2 separate regions of the Homo sapiens genome follow, and region 2 is linked to region 1. A link is a loop called in an ENCODE intact Hi-C map of the cell type or tissue named here. Cell type or tissue: mammary epithelial cell. All regions are shown on one strand. Links, peaks and the distances in the headings refer to the core of each region. The heading gives the core; the rest is flanking DNA.

Region 1 (5,247 bases), core at 1-5,000:
CGATGGATATTTGTTTTGCTGACATTTTTCCAGGGACTGTCTTTCATCTAGTAAGTTGATTGCTGGAGTATAAAGCTAACTAAATGTGTCTAGATGGTCCTTCCACTCAGAAAGCCACACGTGCGCCTCCTGCCTCCTGTCTCCTGCCAGTTGTTGTATAGAAAGGTGGTCTATGTGTGGCTCTTGGTTAGATGGGGTCAACGTGAGTGTTCAGTGGTGCCAGCACCAGTAGCCATGTCTTAGCCACATCATCCTGGTGAAGTTTATGGTTGTATTGCTAAACTACGCAGGCCCTCTTGGCTCCTGCTAATTCTCTGAGCCATAGTTTACTTTGCTTTTCTGTAAATTCCAAGAGTCGATTCCATTTTGTGCTTATTTTATCTTATGCCAGTTTCTGTTAGATCAAAAATCAAAGAAGCAAACAACAATGACAAACGAGACAACCTCTGGATGAGACATGGACAGGGAGCCTCATTTTTCCTAAATCTGCTTTCACTGACAGAGCGCTCATTAGCTCCCAGGGCAGTCTGGTCCAGTTTTGGAAAGCTTTTGTGATATTGTTATTTTAATCTTAATTTCTAGAAACCCACAAAATAAGTATTGTTTACTTTTCAAGTATTAGCTCCAAGTTTCCTGAATAGTTTGAAATTACATAAATTTGAGCATGTATCTCTGGAAGAAGAGAAAGGAGGGTTGGATAAATAAATAGGCAAAAATTCTACCACCATTCTACTCAACCAACACCCCTCAGTGAGCATGAAGTCAGTGAAGGCTCCTCCAATGCTCAGAGATTTTTTTATTTTATTTTATTTTTGCTACCACTTGGCCCTCAATGCCAGTACTCCTCTGCGTTTAGAGCTCGGCTACAGAAACGGTGATTCACCACAACACTGGATCGGAAGAGGGTTGGGCTGGGCTTTGTCGGAGATTACAGAGGTTTCCAAAGAAGTTTTTGATTACTTCCAATTTTTGCCTTCAATGCTGACAGGTTTTACCCTCGCCCCACTAGGATTCCTTGATTCTAATGAGGGTCCCCTCCCCAGCTCTCCCTCTCCATTTGTCCCAGGCACTTCATGATCAATATCCCTCACACTCGGGTGAGTGGATGCACCACGAGCAATCATTTCAGATGCTCAGGGTCAGCCATCGCTAATATCTCCCCTCAGAGCTACCCATTGCTTCCTCTAAACTAGCTTAATATTGTGTTTTTAAAAAATGGAATTACAGGTGATGATACTGTTGGGTTTTGGTGGATTATTTGTTGAGTGTGTGTTTGTGTGTGTGTGTGTCGTCAGCTGTGCTCACTGATAAGAAAAAAAGAGGCCACCTGGCCATTTGTTTGGCAAAACTCCTAAAAATCCTATTTAGAGCCAATCCTTGAGCTGAGTCCAGGAACATCAGGATACTCCTCCGATTACTGCTATTGACACCCACCATTTAATTGGCAGTGATGATGGGCACAGTCTATGCTAAGCACGCTTACTTTACCTCATTTATTCCCTAAGTCACATCCATGAGATAGTGCTATAACTGTTCCATGTCATAAATCAGAAGCTAGGCTTTGAGGGGTTGGATAACTATGCCTAAGTTACACAGCTGTAAGTTTTCAAGAGTCAAAAATTAACCCGCTTCTTCATAATCCTGGAGGCCTCTCTTAGCCAAGAGTTCAAACTCAAATGCACACAGGGGCCAGGTGGTGACAGGTGGGAATTAGAGGAGGAAGACAGTGTCAGAGGCCAGCCTGAGGTCTGAAGCCCCTTCTCAGCTCCTGCTAATGAATTCTATGGCCATGAGATCCCTGTGGCCAGATCGTCCTATTCTTCAAGAAAGTCCAGAAATTTAGGTTTTACTCTGGTACCTTTTAAAGTTTAAATGTTGGTACCACAATTTGCCACAGAAAAGAGAATGAAGACAAAAGAAAGGAAAATAAAATAAAATGAAGATAATAGAAAAGAAAATTATGTAAAGAAAATTCAGCATACTTAGAGTTGCATTTGGCCATCAGCTCCAATCTGCCAGGCCTGGGTTACAGCCCTTGCCTGAGGCCAGGGAGGGACCAGGTATCCTTTATTTGTCAAGGTGTCCACTGTACATTGCACAGAGCCTGCCACGTGGGAGGTGCTCATTAACACATGTGGAATGCATGAGTGCAAGAAAGATGGTGAATATGACAATGAGTAATTGCAGGGTAGAAATTCAAGCACGTTCATCAGCAGCTATCCTGGGAATTCCACGGCACATTCTGTTCTCTAAGCACAGCTATTCTAACTATAGATGGCCAAGATTGATCGTTCTCTCAAGGGCATGGCAGAATCGTTTGCATTGGGTCTTTTTACGTTAATTTAAATTTCTTTCACATTTTGCCTATTGTGCTAATGCGCATTTACAAAGAAAGCAATAAACAGATGTCTCTCAGCACCAAAGAGCTTTAATCTTTCACACAACTTTAATTTTATTTTCCTGTTTAATACTCTTCAGTAAATATTGTGAAATACAGACTTCAGTCCAAATAATCCAATTTTACTGGAAACTCTGAAGAGTTGATACTGAGGACACACCAGCTTGACCAAGCTAAACGAGTCACACAGCCACTATTTAAAATGTGTTCTGTGGCCATATGATTGTCCAAAAACACATCCAAAGAAAATGTATTCAAAAGAGACTTTTATTGAGTTCATCCAAGCATAAAAGAGCAGTAAGAGCAAGAAAGGCTCAGCATTGACCTTGGCATGACCTTGTGGCCACCATGTTGGTGTCTCAATGCCAGTGCTCAGGGAACATTGGGGATATCCCTGCTGCCCCTCTGGATGAGATAATACATTCAGGATCATTGGTCCATAGATGATGGGGTCCCCTGCTGAAATTCCTACAGGGGCCAGGAAGGAATATGAATGAGTAAGAATGCTGGGGAATTTTCTTCAGGATACATTTTTTGGAATATTGAGCACATAGCCATCTCTTTCGCTTTCATAACAATAAAGTCTGAGGTCTCCCACCTTTCTGGAAGCAACTGGTTCTCTTCATCTTGTTTTTGTTTATTCCTTTTTGATAAATACATGAAACAGGAAATACTTCACTTTTTTCTTAACTCTATTACTAGAAGAAGTAAATAAAATGGCAGAGTCATGATAGTGAATGCAATCCACACCAACATAGTATTAGACGGTAAACAATGGTGTGAAATGTCCTTCCAAAGTCAGCAGCCACAGGATTAGACAGTAAGGGATGACATGGATTGTCCTTCTAAAGTCAGCAGCCTCTCTTTGTGTTCCACAGATTTTTACCAGACAGAAACAAGTGTCAGTGGGATCAGAACTTCTACAATTTCCAGAGAAAACTAAAATCTGGACTTTTACATAAAATATTATGAATTTTAAATGTTGTCAATAATTCCCTTTCTAAAAACACTTCCTGACAGAACAGGACCACTCACACAAAACACATGGGACCTTTGTAGTAATTTTCTTTCTGAGCATGGCTAACTTACTTGATACGCATATCTCAAGAAAGCGTATTTTATTCTAATGCTTGCTCACTCATTCATCCATGTATTCCTTCCAAAAATATTTACTGACCAGACCTCTGCAACATACACCCTGCCAAGAAGAACAAGAATGGGGTTCACATCAGTGCCCTCAAAAGCTCATATTTTGATTAGGGACAAATTAATGAAGCAGGTGCCCATTGTATGGGGCAGGGACTGCTGATAGGGTGAGCACAGGGATGAGCAAGTGATGGATGGGGAAGCTACCACCCCACTTGGAGAACCAGTGTTGGCCTTCATGGGCAGGCCAAGCCAGTAGGACCATCTGAACTTCCTGGAAATTTAAATTTTTGATACACTGAAACTGGAAGAATGAAGGTTATCTTCTATTCTAGCTATTTTAACACAGAAAAGGAAAGAGAAGAAGAAGTCATAGTAGCAGCAGAAAGCTATAAAAGAGGAATCTTATCTCACTTGTATTGGAGGTGGTTTATGCGAAGCTGGGGGAGAATAGAAAGAAAAATGCACAGGAGCTCACACCTGTAATCCCAGCGCTTTGAGAGGCCGAGACGGGCAGATCACCTGAGGTCAGGAGTTCAAGACCAGCCGGACCAACATGGAGAAACCCCATCTCTACTAAAATACAAAAAATAAATAAATAAATAAATTAGCCAGGCATGGTGGCAGGCGCCTATAATCTCAGCTCCTCGGGAGGCTGAGGCAGGAGAATTGCTTGAACCCAGGGGGCAGAGGTTGCAGTGAGCTGAGATCAAGTCACTGCCCGCCAGCCTGGGCAAAACAGCACAGGGCAAGACTGCCTGTCAGAATAAAAAAAGAAAAGGTAAGATGTATCATAAGCTGGACTACTGGGCAGTCACTGCACAAGTCGTATGTTACTTTCTTAGCAATCAAAAACAGGCTAAAAGAATTCTCAGCTGTTAAAAGACAAGATATAGGTGTTCCTTCACTCACTCACTCATCAGCAAATATTGATAGGACAGACTCTAGGTGCTCATTTTTGTTCTAGGTAAAGTGATGGATGGACTAAAACAGCAACAACAAGATACTTCCTTCATGAAATGATGAAATCTACAGTCTAGTCAGGAGACTTGGGAGATAAAAGCACTGAAAATAAACAGATATGGAAGTTTCAAATAAAGACTAAAGAAGCAGGTGATGCATGGACACAGGGAGGGGAACAACACACACTGGGACCTGAAGGGGTGGGGTGGGGTGAGGTGAGGGGGAGGATTAGGAAAAATAGCTAATTCATGCTGGGCTTCACATCTCGGTGATGGATTGATAGGTGCAGCAAACCACAATGGCACACGTTTACCTATATAACAAACCTGCACGTCCTGCCAGTGTACTCCAGAACTTAAAAATTTTTTTAAAAGTCAGTTATATGTATGGATTTTATAATATTAAACCATTCCTGTATTTCTATGATCAGAAAAAAAAAAAAGAAAAAGAAGCAGGTGATGTAGTGGAAGGTGGCTGGGCCACTTTGGAAGAGTAGCCAGACAGGTCCTCTCTGAGGGGACATGTGAGGGTGGACCTGCGTGATGAGCAGGAACCAGCAAGATGACTGTCAGAGTGAGGATGTGCCGGGCATGGGGAACAGCAAGTGCAAAGGAGGGAACACACTTGGCGTGTGGGTGGAGTAGCTGGAGGGACAGCATGGCCTGCGGGCAGGGAGCAGCTGGGAGGGGGGCGGGGAGAAGCTACAGGGGGCCAAATCAGAGAGACCACCACATCCTGAG
Region 2 (5,497 bases), core at 189-5,188, 79 kb before region 1:
AGTACCAAAGGAGGGCGTCACACGTTAACCAGGCTCCCTGCTTAGAACAGCAGCACAAAAGCCTGAATACATGCAATGCCATCCCACTTTCCAATTCGACAGCAAACTTCAGATTCTAAGCAATTTTGGGGCCAAGCAGCATTGCAACTGTGAGAGAAAATTCCAAAGAGGTCTTATTACTAGATCTCAGAACCTCTGCCAGGAGCATCCTCTTTGGAGAGTTTGAGGTCTGGAGGATCCCCAGGAGTGTCCACTTGTGGGGTCTAATCTTAGCGCTCCAGAGGTCTCTGGCCTTAGGTGGGCACTGGTGCCACTTTGCAAGCATTCCCTCCAGAGCCTACTATGAGCTTTCCTTTGGTACCTGGGTGTAATCCCCAAATTTTAGCATCCTTATAATTTGATAAGGCCTTATAATTAGAGACGCTTTTCCATGCTTCTCATTCCATGAACTTTAATGATAGGAACTGGAGGCTGGGTGGGTTTCCTTCACCCTTAGCCAGTTGAATAGGGGAAGGGAAGAATTTAGCATAGGAAAAGAAGGTTTAAGTCACCTGAAACATGTGCGGGTTTGCTCTGAGCTGTGCCACATATAGGGATCAGGGACCACACACCGAAAATACATTAAAAAGAGCCTTCCCCCTTCGGGGCAGGCCAATTATTCCCATTCATTCTTAGGCCTTCGGGCAATACCAGGGAGTGACCCCAGCCAATTGCCCTCAATTTCCAAGGAAGTACTAGGAGACAGCCATTGAAAGACTGAAAATGAAAGTGGAAAAAAAATGAAAGAGATCCACATTCCTTAAGTGAACCGGGTGGTGGGGGTCAGGCTTCTCCACATGGAAACCCCTTAGTTTCACTGACCATGGCCAGAAATTTGAAGTTGCTTCCATGTTTAGACGCTGCCCACCAAGGGTCCCGGGTTGGAAAGGAAAGGAGAGAGAAAGAGATTCCCCTGTATGGAGCAGAAAAGAAAAGGAGAAAGGAGAAGAATAAATCCCAAATTTTGGGCTTACCTCTTCCTCCTTCCCGGGTCACCAAAATATGTTAACGGCAGAGGTTGTTCAGGTTCTTGGGGATATTTAAACTCCCCAAAATTCTACAATGGGGCCTTTGAGCCCCTCTGCTCAGGCCCACTCCCACACTGTGGAGTGTACTTTCATTTTCAATAAAACCCTTCATTCCTTCTTGCTTTGTTTGTGCGTTTTGTCCAATTCTTTGTTCCATTGGTTGCTTTGGGTACACCCTATATAAATGGGGAGGAGGAAGTAAAGTTACAAAGTCATTTACCGCATACACCCTACGGAGAGGATATTTCCTGTTATAGCTGAAGTGTGAATCAGCCTTATGCTCCCTGCCTCCAGACCCTATTTTCCTGCCTCAAAATGAGCTTTGAAAAACCCCCAGTCTACCAGCCTTTGATGAGATTGATTTAAGTAATAACTCTCTCCCATGTGGCATGGCTGGCCTCATGTCAATTACATTTTCTTTGCTGCAATGCTGTGCTGTGAATTGATTTTGTTTGTGCAGCAGGCAGGAAGAACAGGTTGGGTGGTTATATCAGCCTTTCCACAAACAGATAAACAAACCAATGGGCCAAGACACCCAGTATTTATCACTTTTTTTTCTCTTAAAATGTGGAGTTGAGTCCTCAGCAGTGAAACATTGGTATACCATTTATAAACATTACAAAATCTTTCAAATGGTATTTTAAGGGCACCCTTATATTTTCTGCACCTCTTCTACACTTACAATGTTGTAAACAATGGGTGGGTAATGAAACAGTTTTCTGAGCCAGCTAGTGTTCTCCTCCAAGAAGGCATCATTGTTTCTGTGAATGCTTCAACATTTTATTTTCATTACAGAGAAAACAAAGCAGAGTAAAATAAAACAAAATGAAAACAAACACACATGCACTGTGCAGAACTATTTACCTGCCCTGCATTCATCCTACTTTTTCTCTCTAGAACACGCATTTCTGCAGATTTCTATCTGACTCAATGCCTCACATTGGGAAAAATTTCATTGCATATAAACACAAGATAGCAAAAAACTACTTAGTGACTGCCTGCTTGCAGTAGGCAACTGTGACTTGCTGTTTTTGTTTTGTTTCTATTCTCTCTCTTACCACAATTAATCCCCCTTTTGAAATTAGCACTTGATTTTTTTTTTTTTTTTTTTTTTGTAGATTCACCTTCTCCCTTGTCACCCTCCATCCCTGCAGCTCCATGCATCTCCTTCATATGGGGCTGACTTCAACCTCAGGATGCAGGGAAGTCACCTAACCCAGGCCTGACCAATCAGGGCGTCACACCTCTTAGAGAGTATTTAAAGGGCAGGCCTGATGGCCAATGAGATCTGTTCCTGGGGCTTTGCTGAGAATACTGAGGGAAGTTGTCCTTCCTTCCATCAGTTTTCTCTGCTGATAGATGAATAGCTTGGAGCTGCCGGTGTTTATCTTGTGTTATTTGGGAAGCATCTACCTGAAAATTACAGAATAAAATAGAACCAAATATGAAAATTCCATTACCTGAAGACATTTTTGATAACCTGGTCCTCTCTTGTACCTTTCAGCTGCGTAAGAAAATGCATTGCCTTATTTGTGTGTTCATGTATGTCTTTCTTTACAGGCTTCATCACAGTGGAGCTAGGTCTTGGTCACTTTCATCTGAGACCTGACAAGTACGCTCATCACACACTCTGCACCTTACTGTGTTCACCCCATTCTATCCATTCTGCCTCTGTGTTTTGAAAACTTGCTTCTTATTCTCAAGATACCTTCCCCTTTTTTCAGACTGGTAGCATCACAGCTATTCAAATAAATGCTCCCTCTTCTACCACTCTCCCTGGATGGGCCAATGGTCTGCCCTTTAGCTTTCACAGCTTTGGTGTACTGCACTAGACTATGAGTGACCTGGGGTGGAGACTGTGTCTGAGTCATCTTTGCAGCACCCACCACAAAATGTTCGTGCTGAACAAGCAGAGGAGGCTCCACATCCTGTTCTTTACAGATTTTGATTACTGTCAGGTGCCTGGCTGGCTGAAAAAAAAAATTCTTCCATTTTCCTGGCTTTCTGAGTGTCTTTCTTTTCTGGATGTTCATTAGGACATGGGCTCAGCCACACCAAGCTCATGCAGTCCTGTTGCTTCAGGGGATGTTCAGCATCAAGGTAGCTGCAAAAAAAGGAAGGCAGATAGTTATGAATCTACCTTTTAGTCTCTTTCTGCCTTAACATACCATAATTTTGAAGAGGTTTTGTATGCCCTTTACTTCAATGTGCTTGTGTCTGAGGGAAATATTGAGATACAGACATCCGGCAGAAAATGTTTCCTGGCATTGGAATCCTGCAAACATCCACCTCTTCTGTTTACCCCAATGCTGCTGTTAGTGAGGGGAACAGGGAGAGACCCTGAGACAGCCTGAGAGTCACCTACAGGAAGAGACAGGGCTTCTCCTGAAGAGGAAGTCACTGGGGTCTGGCAAGCAGGTCAGCTCACTTCATTACCACCTGGGGCCCAGGTCTCTTTCTATCCCTCATGGAGTGGTTCCCAGCTCTAATAATGAAAACACTTAAGGAGCTTTCTAAAACAAAGATTCCTGAGTCCTATCCCAGATTTAGAGGTCTGAAGATCTAGCAGTAGTCACCTGGGGAGTTCATTTTTTTTTTTTACAAAGCTCTGCAAGTTTGACAACCACTACCTTAAAACACACACTTCTACCATTTCAGTCAATTAAAGATGCAATATTAAGATATTCTCTGCACCTCACAGAAAACCAGAGCACGAAGGCCTTTAATTTCCCAGGATTGGCCCATGTTACAGAAAGGAATCCTAACAGATTTGAACATCTTCTGTTGTACCATACTAGGGTGCTTGGAAAATATGTTGTTTTCTGTCTCTCTCCAGGCATACACGTAAGAGAGCACTTCACAAAATTATTGACTGAGAAGTGGTCATGTGTCTTGTTTTGGCCAATTAAATGTGAGCAGAAATCATGTGGGTCACTTCCAGGTGTAAGATATTAGAGGCCTGCATGCTTCATCTTACTCGTTTGTCTCTCTTTGCCATGACAGCCAACAATCTTCCGGAAAGGCAATGCCTAGTAAGTCTGGCTCAGAGGTCAGGACAAGCAATGTCATTGTGGAGCAGCCTCCTGAGGTTAATGAGAAGCCTGAAAATCCTAAGTAATCTCCAAAAACCTTCTAGAATTAATGCGTGAATTTAGCAAGGTCTCAGAATACAAGGTTAACCCCCAAATCTACCAAATTTCTATATCTTACCAGTGTATAATTAGAAACTCAAATTAAAACACACACACACCCCACTGCTATGTAGAATAGCTCCCCTAAAGTGAAATACATTGATATAGATTTAACAAGACATGTAAAGGTTGGTATGTTGGAAATTACAAATGCTGATAACAGAATCAGTGACTACCTACATAAAATGAGAACTAATTCATGTCAACATAGTAAAGATGTTACTTTTCCCCAAATGGATCTTTAAATTTAATGCAATACTACTTAAAATCCCACCAGGATTTTTATAGTTATAGATATGCTAATTCTATAATATATATGGAAAACAAAATGAATTAGAAGACCAAAACAATGTCGAAAATCAAAAAAGTAGTTGGAAGAAGCCATACCCAATTTTAAGACTTACTATTAATTGATAGTAATCAAGACATTGGTGCACTAAGGAAGAGATGGCTACTCCCAGGACCCAGACTGTGATCTCTAAATGCTATTGACCAGTAAAGAGAACCAGAGCCCCAAAAGGAAATGGCTGATTCCAAATATTGGTCTGAAAAGGTACAAAATGAACCTGTATATCTTGTTATGATTGAAAGCAAGGACATTGTCAACTATTAATGCAATTTAGTCAAAAAAGATACAGGGATCTGACCATCCCTTTATACAGGCCATCCCTCTGGATAAAGAAGTGACCATCTGAGGATTAAAAAAAAAAGATACTGGCAATGCTTTGTAACACACAAAACATAGCCAACACGAGTAACGTTTTGAGCTTACTAGATTACCATGTTACCATTTTGACTTTCAGAACTGTAATATTGGCCAGGCGCGATGGCTCACACCTGTAATCCCAGCACTTTGAGAGGCCAAGGCGGACAGATCACTTGAGGTCAGGAGTTCAAGACCAGCCTGGCCAACATGGTGAAACCCCGTCTCTACAAAAATACAAAAATTAGCCAGGTATGATGGCAGGTGTCTGTAATCCCAGCTACTCGGGAGGCTGAGGTGGGAGAATTGCTTGAATCTGGGAGGCGGAGGTTTCAGTGAACCGAGATCGTGCCATTGCACTCCAGTTTGGGTAACAGAGTGAGACTCTATATCAAGAAAAAAAAAAAAGAACTGTCATATAATAAATTTATATTGTTTTTAGCCACTACATTTGTTACAACTTATTAGGGTAACGTTAAGAAACTTTTCTATTTTCCGTAGAGGCCCCGGAGCTCCTTAGCTTTGGGATAAACTGG

What was found. Hi-C counts contacts between places; a loop is a spot of excess contacts. Peaks named below come from ENCODE experiments on the same cell type or tissue, not always from the same donor. Only the 100,000 strongest peaks of a DNase experiment are listed, where the experiment ranks them.
Region 2: it touches region 1 in a loop (2.3-fold over the local background); 2 of 110 quality-filtered maps call a loop at or near these places.

What each region holds. Positions count from the first base shown.
Region 1 is chr12:127,239,102-127,244,348 of GRCh38, forward strand. No RefSeq gene overlaps it. Among named protein-coding and RNA genes, the nearest start is that of LINC02376, 43 kb to the right of the region's middle. In mammary epithelial cell, for the core only: no CTCF peak of the experiment used is centred there; a DNase peak (open chromatin) is centred at 2,140; H3K27ac peaks cover 2,554 bases.
Region 2 is chr12:127,160,191-127,165,687 of GRCh38, forward strand. It overlaps LOC105370062 (a long non-coding RNA gene), which reads right to left. Exons shown (of 4, transcript XR_945515.4): 2 at 2,528-3,171; 3 at 1,014-1,243. Among named protein-coding and RNA genes, the nearest start is that of LINC02405, 100 kb to the left of the region's middle. In mammary epithelial cell, for the core only: no CTCF peak of the experiment used is centred there; a DNase peak (open chromatin) is centred at 2,951; H3K27ac peaks cover 1,234 bases.